Linked DNA regions of Mus musculus: region 1 is linked to region 2. Evidence: chromatin loops called from intact Hi-C (ENCODE). Cell type or tissue: left cerebral cortex. All regions are shown on one strand. Each heading gives the region's core, and the rest is flanking DNA. Links, peaks and the distances in the headings are about the cores only.

What was found. Hi-C counts contacts between places; a loop is a spot of excess contacts. Peaks named below come from ENCODE experiments on the same cell type or tissue, not always from the same donor. Only the 100,000 strongest peaks of a DNase experiment are listed, where the experiment ranks them.
Region 1: a loop joins it to region 2, with 4 times the contacts of the local background. A loop is called at or near these places in 1 of 42 quality-filtered maps.

What each region holds. Positions count from the first base shown.
Region 1 is chr6:72,614,436-72,618,823 of GRCm38, forward strand. It overlaps Tgoln1 (trans-golgi network protein), which reads right to left and starts at 2,565. Exons shown (of 4, transcript NM_009443.3): 1 at 2,242-2,565; 2 at 1,089-2,014. The coding sequence starts at 2,287. In left cerebral cortex, for the core only: no CTCF peak of the experiment used is centred there; DNase peaks (open chromatin) are centred at 1,891, 2,384 and 2,846; H3K4me3 peaks cover 2,773 bases; H3K27ac peaks cover 1,186 bases.
Region 2 is chr6:72,900,682-72,905,069 of GRCm38, forward strand. No RefSeq gene overlaps it. Among named protein-coding and RNA genes, the nearest start is that of Kcmf1, 2.9 kb to the left of the region's middle. In left cerebral cortex, for the core only: a CTCF peak has its summit at 1,825 (motif pointing left); no DNase peak of the experiment used is centred there.

The DNA.
Region 1 (4,388 bases), core at 293-4,292, 290 kb before region 2:
CTCCAACACCACAAAAGTAATAAATTGTAAAGATTTTAAAAGGGTTTGGTTATAACAAAATCCTTTATACTACTTAATAGGGACCAAGAGAGCAGGGTGGTGGTGATGCCTTTAATCCTAGCACTCGGGAGGCAGAGGGAGGCGGATTTCTGAGTTCGAGGCCAGCCTGGTCTACAGAGTGAGTTCCAGGGCAGCCAGGGCTATACAGAAAAACCCTGTCTTGAAAAAAAAAAAAAAAAAGGACCACGAGATGGAGGCTGAGGCCCGTGGAAATCTTTATGGCTTAACTGTGGGGCTAGAGTTAAAGGTCTACCAGTTCTTTTGCCAGAGTTCTAGGTTTAAGCAGGGTGGGGATAATTACTGATTGTTTCCTATCCACAAACACTTGCTTTGTGCCCACACATTGTTTCAACAACTTTTCTCTAATTTACTGCTCTCAACATGGACATTTAGATGTAAATGAAGAATGTACACTCTCCATTCTTTATGCCCAAAGGCTATCACAAATTGAACTCTTCAATAAGTCAAGTTACTGAAATTGTCTTCTAAATCTCATGGCTCAGTAGGAAATACAATAATTTTGTCATATAGAGTTGTTTCTAAAGTTGTTTCATGGGTAACACTTTAACCCCAAAGATGTGTACATTTGTGCAATTTCAACTCTTGTTGGTTGGCTTTCTACTTTTGGTGTTAGTAACTATGTAACTGAAAACATTCTTCCTGCCTCCAGATGGAAGATGGTTGGTATAGAAGCTAGAAATGGTAAACTATCTTAAGCCTGGAAAAGGGGGAAGAGGTCTACATATCAAGAGGCTGGGAATGATCTGAGTTCCAAGTTAGGGGAGGGGAATTACAGTTAGGTCAGGTCATGACTCACGTCCAACTTGGCACTTTACAGCAGAACTGAGAGGAAACAAGTCACATGATGAAAACACCTGATTTACAAAACTTAGTTTTATAAGCCCCAGCAGGGTCTATGGAAAAAACAAGATGATCTTAAAATTCTCAAAGCTCACAGGCAGATGAGTGACAGATAGCTGTCCATGAACAAAGAACTTAGGGTCCTGGAAATCCCAGTCCCCTCTTACCTTTCGTTTGTTGTGGTAAGCAATATAGAGGACAGCAACAAGAACAGCAGCGGTCACTAGATATGCAAAGAAGTGGCTGCTCTCTGCACTGGTGTTTCCAGAACTGTCCTTATAAAGATCATCCTTCTCATTCTTCATAGAGTCTGTAAGTGTCCCCTCTTGGTTCTCACTGGAGGAAGGGCCCGGCACCTTTTCATTCTCTTCTTCAAGTGGTGAGCCTTCTTCCGGCTCTGTGTCACCCTCTTCAATCTCCTTGGTTTCCACGTCTTCAGTAGGCTCTGAAGACTTATCTCCTTTCTCTGGCTTTAAAGAGAAGTCAGAGTCCCCTGCCAGTGTTTCCCCAGATTCAGTTTTGGAAGTAAGTGTTGGTTTTTGTCCTTTTTCAGTTGGCTGGACTTTGTCAGTCTTCGAAGTCTCCGTATCTGGGGAGATTTTGGAGGTGGGCTTGTCCAAATCAACTTTCGTGGACTTGCCAGAATCATCTTCTGTGGCCTTATTCGAACCAGCTTCTGTGGGCTTGCCAGAATCACCTCCTGTGGGCTTGCCAGAATTACCTCCTGTGGGCTTGCCTGAATCTTCTGTGGAGCTCTGATCAGACTTTTCCAGTTTGGGGTTGACTGGTGAGAGGGGCCGCGCAGTTTCGTTCAACTCGGCATCCGTTTTCTCGGGCTGCCTTCTGGAATCACCCAAACTGTGATCGGTCGCGGCGGTCCGCGGCCCAGATTCCGCCTTACTGGAAACTGCTGCCAAAGTCGTCTTGTCCTGGTCTTTTTTATCTGACTTCTGCCCCTGACCGTCGGTCGGCCTTGTAGTCTTTACCTGGTTAGAAGAAGGCAGGGGAGTGGAGGACTGTTTGGAAGGCTGATTCGGAGGATTCTGAGAGTCACCTGAGTCGGCGTCTCTCTTATAAACGGACGGCAGAGCTCCTGAAACAAACAGAAAAAACAAAAAACAAAAAACAGTAAGTCCTCGGAAGAAGAGAAGCGGGCTTGACTTCTGAGAGCCTAGCGGGGATGGCCGAATGGGAAAGCGGAGATGGCTAGAGCAGGGTCGGGCCAGACAAGAAAGACGCCGGCTCCCGTAGCGACCCACCAAGGTGAGGAATGGGGAACCTAAAGGGGAGAGTGAGCTGGGCTGGGGTGGGGGTCCTTACTCGCCACCGCGACACTCAGCAGGAGCAACGCAACCTGGAACCGCATCCTGCAGTCTGCGCTTCCGCCCTCTGATGACGTGAGAGCGGCGCACGAGATTTTCCCGAGCGTGGCCCCTCCCTTTCCGGCGGACTGTTTCTCTTCCGGCGCAGCCCCGCCTTAGGGGTGGGGCTACCGGGCGACAGCAGCCGTTGTCTGTGTGTTCCGGTAGAGTGCCGGAAGTCAAGTCCAGCTCTTTATTCCCCCCCAAGTCCCTTCTGTTTCTCAGCAGTCTGCGGGGCTCGGCGATCTCGTTCTTGTTCACTTGGCCTCGTTTTTCGGAAGCTGTTGCGACCGGCAGGTGCTGCGTCGCCTTCGCTGCTTATGATGTAGGGTCGTGGGGCCGGGCGCCTCTTTGTCGCATCCTCTGCTCGTGTTTCCAACCTCTCCGTTGCCGATGCTGCTTTCTCACTTCACAAACAAATGTACTCTCTTCAGCACTTGCCCATCTAGAAGCAAACACATTTCATCCTGATCCTAATCCCTTTCTTGGCTGTATCCAGGGCCCTCTGAATTTACCAAGGTTTTTGATTTCTTGTTTGTTCTTCTGAATTTCTATGTGTTTGAAACCATATTGCTATGTGGGCACCTGCTGCCTCCTGAGTGTTTGGGATTACAGGTGCCTCACCACGCCCCTGTTGGGCTATTTATTTATTTAAGAAATAAAATATCAAAGATTTACTATTTTTATTTGTGTATGTGTGTCTGCCACCTGTGTGTAGGTGCTCTTGGAGGCTAGATGAGGGCATCAGATGCCCTAGAGCTAGAGCTTCAAGCGTTTCAAACTCTGTGGGTGTTGGAAACTGAACTCTGTTCCTGTGGGAGAGCAACAAGCCCTGAGCCATCTCTCCAATCCAGGAAGTAAGGTACTTTGTTACTCAAACAGGAAGACCTTGAGTTTCTGATCTTCCTACTGGACTACTGGCTTGTGTCTCCAATTTATGTGGTACTAGCAATCAAATCGTGGTTCTATGCACACTAGACAAACACTCTTGTCTCATTCACCACATATATATTCTTTTTCTTTCCAAGACAGGGTTCTTCTGTTTAACAGAACTCGCTCTGTAGACCAGGCTAGCCTTGCAATCACAGAGATCCACCTACCTCTGCCTCTTGAGTGCTGGGGTTAAAGACATGCACCACCACACCACACAAGCAACACATTCTTTTTTTTTTTTTTAAGGTTTATTTTATTTATTATATGTGAGTACACTGTAGCTGTCACCAGACACTGGAAGAGGGAATCAGGTCTTGTTACAGATGATTGTGAGCCACCATATGGTTGCTGGGATTTGAGCTCAGTACCTCTGGAAGAGCAGTCAGTGGTGCTCTTAACTGCTGAGTTATCACTCCAGCCCAAGCAACACATTCTTATAATGCAAACAACAAAATAGAATTTTAAAAGAAATATACTTAAAAAAACTTTTTTTAGAGAGCCAGGTGATGGTGGGACACAACATTAGTCCCAGCACACAGGAGGCAGAGGCAGGCAAATCTCTGAATCAGGCCAGCCTGATCTACAGAGTGAGTTCCAGGATAGCCAGGGTTACACAGAGAAACTCTGTCTTGAAAAACAACAGCAACAGACATCTTTAGTGTCTAGGGAGATGGTTCAGTGCTTAAGAACACTGACTACTCTTCCGGAGGACCCACATTCCATTCCTGGAGCCCACAAGCCACCCGACAACGGTCTATAATTCCAGTTTCAGGAGACCTGACATCGTCTTTTGGCCCACAGTCACTGCACACATGAGGTGTAGAGACATACATGTCAGTAAAACATACACCCACTTTAAATGTGCTTGCTCTCTGCTCATCTGCAGATTCCTGTTTGCAGTCATTTCCTGTGTCCTCATCTATGGTAGTGCTGGATGGTTTAAACAAGTTGTCTAAAGTCATTTATGAACATTTGCCAGGCTAGGTATCTCATAAACAGTGATTTAACAAGTAGCCTCAACATCTATGTTCATTTTTTTTTCTTTGTCATTTTCGAGACAGGCTCTCATTCTGCAGTCATAACAGGCCTGGAACTCACTCCGCAGTACAGCAGACCTTGAACTGGCATCAGTCTTCCTGCCTCTGCCTTGGAAATGCTGAGATTACTGTTCTG
Region 2 (4,388 bases), core at 313-4,312:
GCCTTCGCTCTAAATTGGTTCGCTTTGGGTGGTTAATTTTGCCTTGGTAGTCTCGAGATTGGACAAAGTTCCCAGCTAAGTTTACTGAAACTAGGGTCCAAGGTACTGCTTGCTTTGGCGATTTTCCTAATTTGCCCACCCTCCACCGACTGTGGGACCTGGACAAAGCGTTGGTTGCCTTAGCTTCTGTGACTTTCAAAAAGGGCAAGCATATCAATAGATGCAGGAGAGATACAGTACCAAGATTCGACGTGTAGAGTAGCAAAGGAAGGACCCTATTTGTTACAATATTTTATTGAATATGATTTAAGATATGTCTGGTTTTGAAAATACTAAAAGGCTTAATCCGAGAGACTACATAGTAGGTCATCCCTGTCTACCCAAGAAACTAGCTGTAATTAAATTGGGGGTGGTTTTGAGGCATGACCTCAGATAGCCCGAGGCAGTCCTTGAATTGCTCAAGTAGCTGATTCTGACCTTCCCATCTCCCAGGGGCTGGAACGAAAGGCATCTTCCACCACACCCCCACCTAATTTGGGTTTAAATGAGGACTAGATAACAAATATTTCTGTTTCGGGTGTGGAATTCCGCACACTACAGACCGGCCTGAGGAAGACTATGCCTAGTAGGGCTTACAAAGGGAGAGCAGGGTTTGTAGTTAGCCTGATCGACATCCTGGTTAGTGGGTCCTTTCTGACAACCCTACACATTTTATTATTGGCAAGTGATCCTGGGTGTAAGCCAGTTCCCTGAACTTGAGCTGTGAAAGTCAGGCTAGCAGCTCTTAACGCATACACAGGTGGTGAATAATGGTTTTTTATAAATTTGTATCAAAGTTTGTAAGCAGTTCTGTAAAAATGCTGGAGCATTTAGAGTAGCCAACAAAAGCAACACTTCCAGAAAGGAATACCAGTAAGTATGGAAAAAACTGGGTGAAAATAGAAAGGAGACTATTGAGGAGGAAGAAGGGGCTGGAGCTGTGAGGTGAAGTGTGCCCCAAGTCCCAAGTCTACGGAAAAGTCACTCAGGGTTGTGTACAGGCATGATGCTAGGGGAAGAAACATTAAAAACAAGTCTTACTGTATTGAAGGGTTAGCTAGTTTTTTTTTTTTTTTCACCTGCCTCTGCCTCCCAAGTGCTGGGTTTAAAGGCCTGTGTTACCACTGCCCGGTAGGGTTAGCTAGTCTTGTTCATGGGAGGAAACATAGCTTGGTCTGACCTCCAAGGGACTACCATGTTTTTTTGACAGTGATTTCATTGTTAGTATCCCAGCTTAGCCGTGAATCTCCAGCTCTTCCTGCCCTAGATCTCCTTCCCATGCCTCCTTGGTTTCCCCCATGTCCAGTTGAAAGTCACAGGTATCTTTACCAAACTTACTGTGTTCCATAGATGGCCCAGTTCTAGTCCTTAAAACAACAGTCAGATAAATCCTAATGAGATTTAAATACCATCAGTAGATCAGCAGACAATAGCTGCACCTTTTTGTGTTTTTCTGTACTTCTTTAAGGTTTTAAGATTAGGGGGAAATGAGCCAGGCGTAGTGGCACACATCCTTTAGTTCCAGCACATGGGATGCAGAGGCAGGCATAGCTCCCAGCCTGGTCTCCATGGAGTGTTCCAGGACAGTCAGCAGAGCTACACTGGGAGACCCTGCCTCAAAAAGACAAAAAAAAAAAAAAAAAAAAAAAAAGATTAGGGCAAGTGTCCAAGAGAAGGGCCAGAGAGATGGCTCAGCGGTTAAGAGCACTGACTGCTCTTCCGAACCCTGAGTTCAATTCCCAGCAACCACATGGTGGCTCACAACCACCCGTAACAAGATCTGGCGCCCTCTTCTGGAGTGTCTGAAGACAGCTACAGTGTACTTACATATAATAATAAATAAATCTTAAAAAAAAAAAAGAGTCCTGTCAGTCCTGTTAAAGCATGAAATAAGTCACCTGGACACAAATGACGTGAGCAATCCTATGCAGCAGAGTGAGGCTTGGGGAGCTAGATAGTCTACTGAGGACTTTTGAGATCATATTCTCTACTGTACTTGTAATCTTGACATTGCTGGGTATGCTTGTCAGAGTTCTGAACTATGAACCTGTCCTTAAGCAAGAAAATCAATAGTGTCTGGGCTCAGTGGCTCAAGCTGTAATCCCAACACTCAAAAGACAGAGTCAACCTGATTTACATAAGAGATTTTTACCTCAAACAAAAGTATGACTAGAGGTAACTCAGCAGTTGAGCGCACAGAAGTCAGATGGCCTACAAACACCTATAACTTCAGTTCCATGGGTTCCAATGCTCTCTTCTGACCTCTGCAGGCACCCTTGTATGTGAGGCACACACACGTAAATAAAACTCAGGTGTCTGGGTTTGGTTTGTTAAAGAAAAACAAGTTCCAAGCCAGCCATCTCATAAGGAAAAAGTACTTTGAAAAAAAAAAAAGCAAGGTGGTGGCACACACCTTTAATCCCAGCAGGGCCATCTCACTCAGAGTTCAAGGCCCTGGTGTTCCAGGACAGCCAGGTCTACACAGAGAAACCCTGTCTCCAAAAACAAAAGACAAGCAAGAGCCAGGCATAGTGATACATGCCTGTTCTGGCATTTAGGAGTCAGGACAAAGCCAGCTAAGCTGCACTGGTACAAACAAAGAAGCACCAAAAGGTCTGGGGAGATGGCTCCATGGCTAAGAGCACCCAAGAGCAACTCACAGCACCCAGGTCTGGCTCTTCACAAAAGGTCTGGGGAGATGGCTCCATGGCTAAGAGCACCCAAGAGCAACTCACAGCACCCAGGTCTGGTTCTTCACAAAAGGTCTGGGGAGATGGCTCCATGGCTAAGAGCACCCAAGAGCAACTCACAGCACCCAGGTCTGGCTCTTCACAAATGCCTCCAACTCCCGTTCCGGGCACCTGTCACCCACCCTCTTCTGGCTCCAGAAGCACCAAAACACCTGTGGCATACGCACATAAATTGAAAGTTAAAAAACCAGGTGAGTTCCTGCGAGCTGTAGGTAGGGCTGCTGTTAACAGCCTGACGTGCTTTCCGCCATCCCGACTTTCTGCTGTGGCCCTTTGTCTCCGTGTCCCATGTTGATTCCTGCCTCTGGGCCCTGCACCTGCTCTCCATTCTGTTTATTGGGAGTTGAGATAATTCAAGCCCCAGTTTAAGTCCATATTCCTTGTACCTTACTTAGTAAGCTTTTCCTGTCTGCTCAGTTTGTGCTTGTTAAAGCTAGGTGTGTGATGTTTTTCATCTTTTTTGGTAGATTGAGGGGGGCAGGAACCACAGGCCCTCCTTCCTTCACCAGGATGTACTAGTGATAAGCGAATGGATTAGTCATTTGGAGCCAAGATGAAGTGGGATCATAATCAAAGGCAAGACATTGTGGGAGGTAGTGAGGCTGAGAGGGCAGGACAGCTCCATTCAGGAGCTTCTTGTTTGTTGTGTGTTTGGGTTTTTTTGTTTGTTTGGTTGGTTGGTTGGTTTTTCGAGACAGGGTTTCTCTGTGTAGCCCTGGCTGTCCTGGAACTCACTTTGTAGACCAGGCTGGCCTCGAACTCAGAAATCCACCTGCCTCTGCCTCCCAAGTGCTGGGATTAAAGGTGTGCCCCACCACACCCAGCTTTGTTGTGTTTTCTTAACACAGAAAAGGGTGCCATGGATGTCAGTGAGAAAACAGCTGGCGATAATTGGTAAAGGTTTATAATAATTTTTCTGTTTTTCATGTATGTATCTGGTACACATGTATGCTTTATGATTTGGATGCACATACCTGTGTATGGAGGCCAAGAGTTAATGTCAGAGATCTTTACTTGGCTCTTCCACCTTATTCATTGAGACAAGGTCTCTCAATCAAACCCAGAGCTCACTGATACAGCTAGTTTTTGGATTTCTGGAGTTTGGAACTCTGAATCCCAACCCCTCACATTTTCATGAAAAGTGGTTTATCCACCGTAGAGATAATCTCTTGTGCATTGTATAGAAACATTCATCTGTCAGTAAAATGCTGATTGACCAATTGAGCAGAGAAAACATTAGAAGGTGGGACATCTGGCAGAGAGGTTTGAGTCAGGCACAGGAGATTCTCCCACAACATCGGAGGAGGTAGACACATGAAGCTGAGGACCAGGTAGCTAGCCATGTGGCATGACTTAGAGTAAAATAAATGGGTAATTAAATTATGAGCTAGTCGGGGAAACAAGCAAAGCTTTATTCATGGCCTAGAATCTTTATTCATGAAATATTAAGTCTCAGCTTCGTTATTTCTTGGAACAAAGTGGATGGGTGGAAAAACATCATTTGCAGATGGCTTTAGTTACAACCCACTGAGGGTTAGAAATGTGTTCCCATCCCCCTTATAAAATAATCTAAGAGGGCCTAAAGAGATGGCTCAGAGA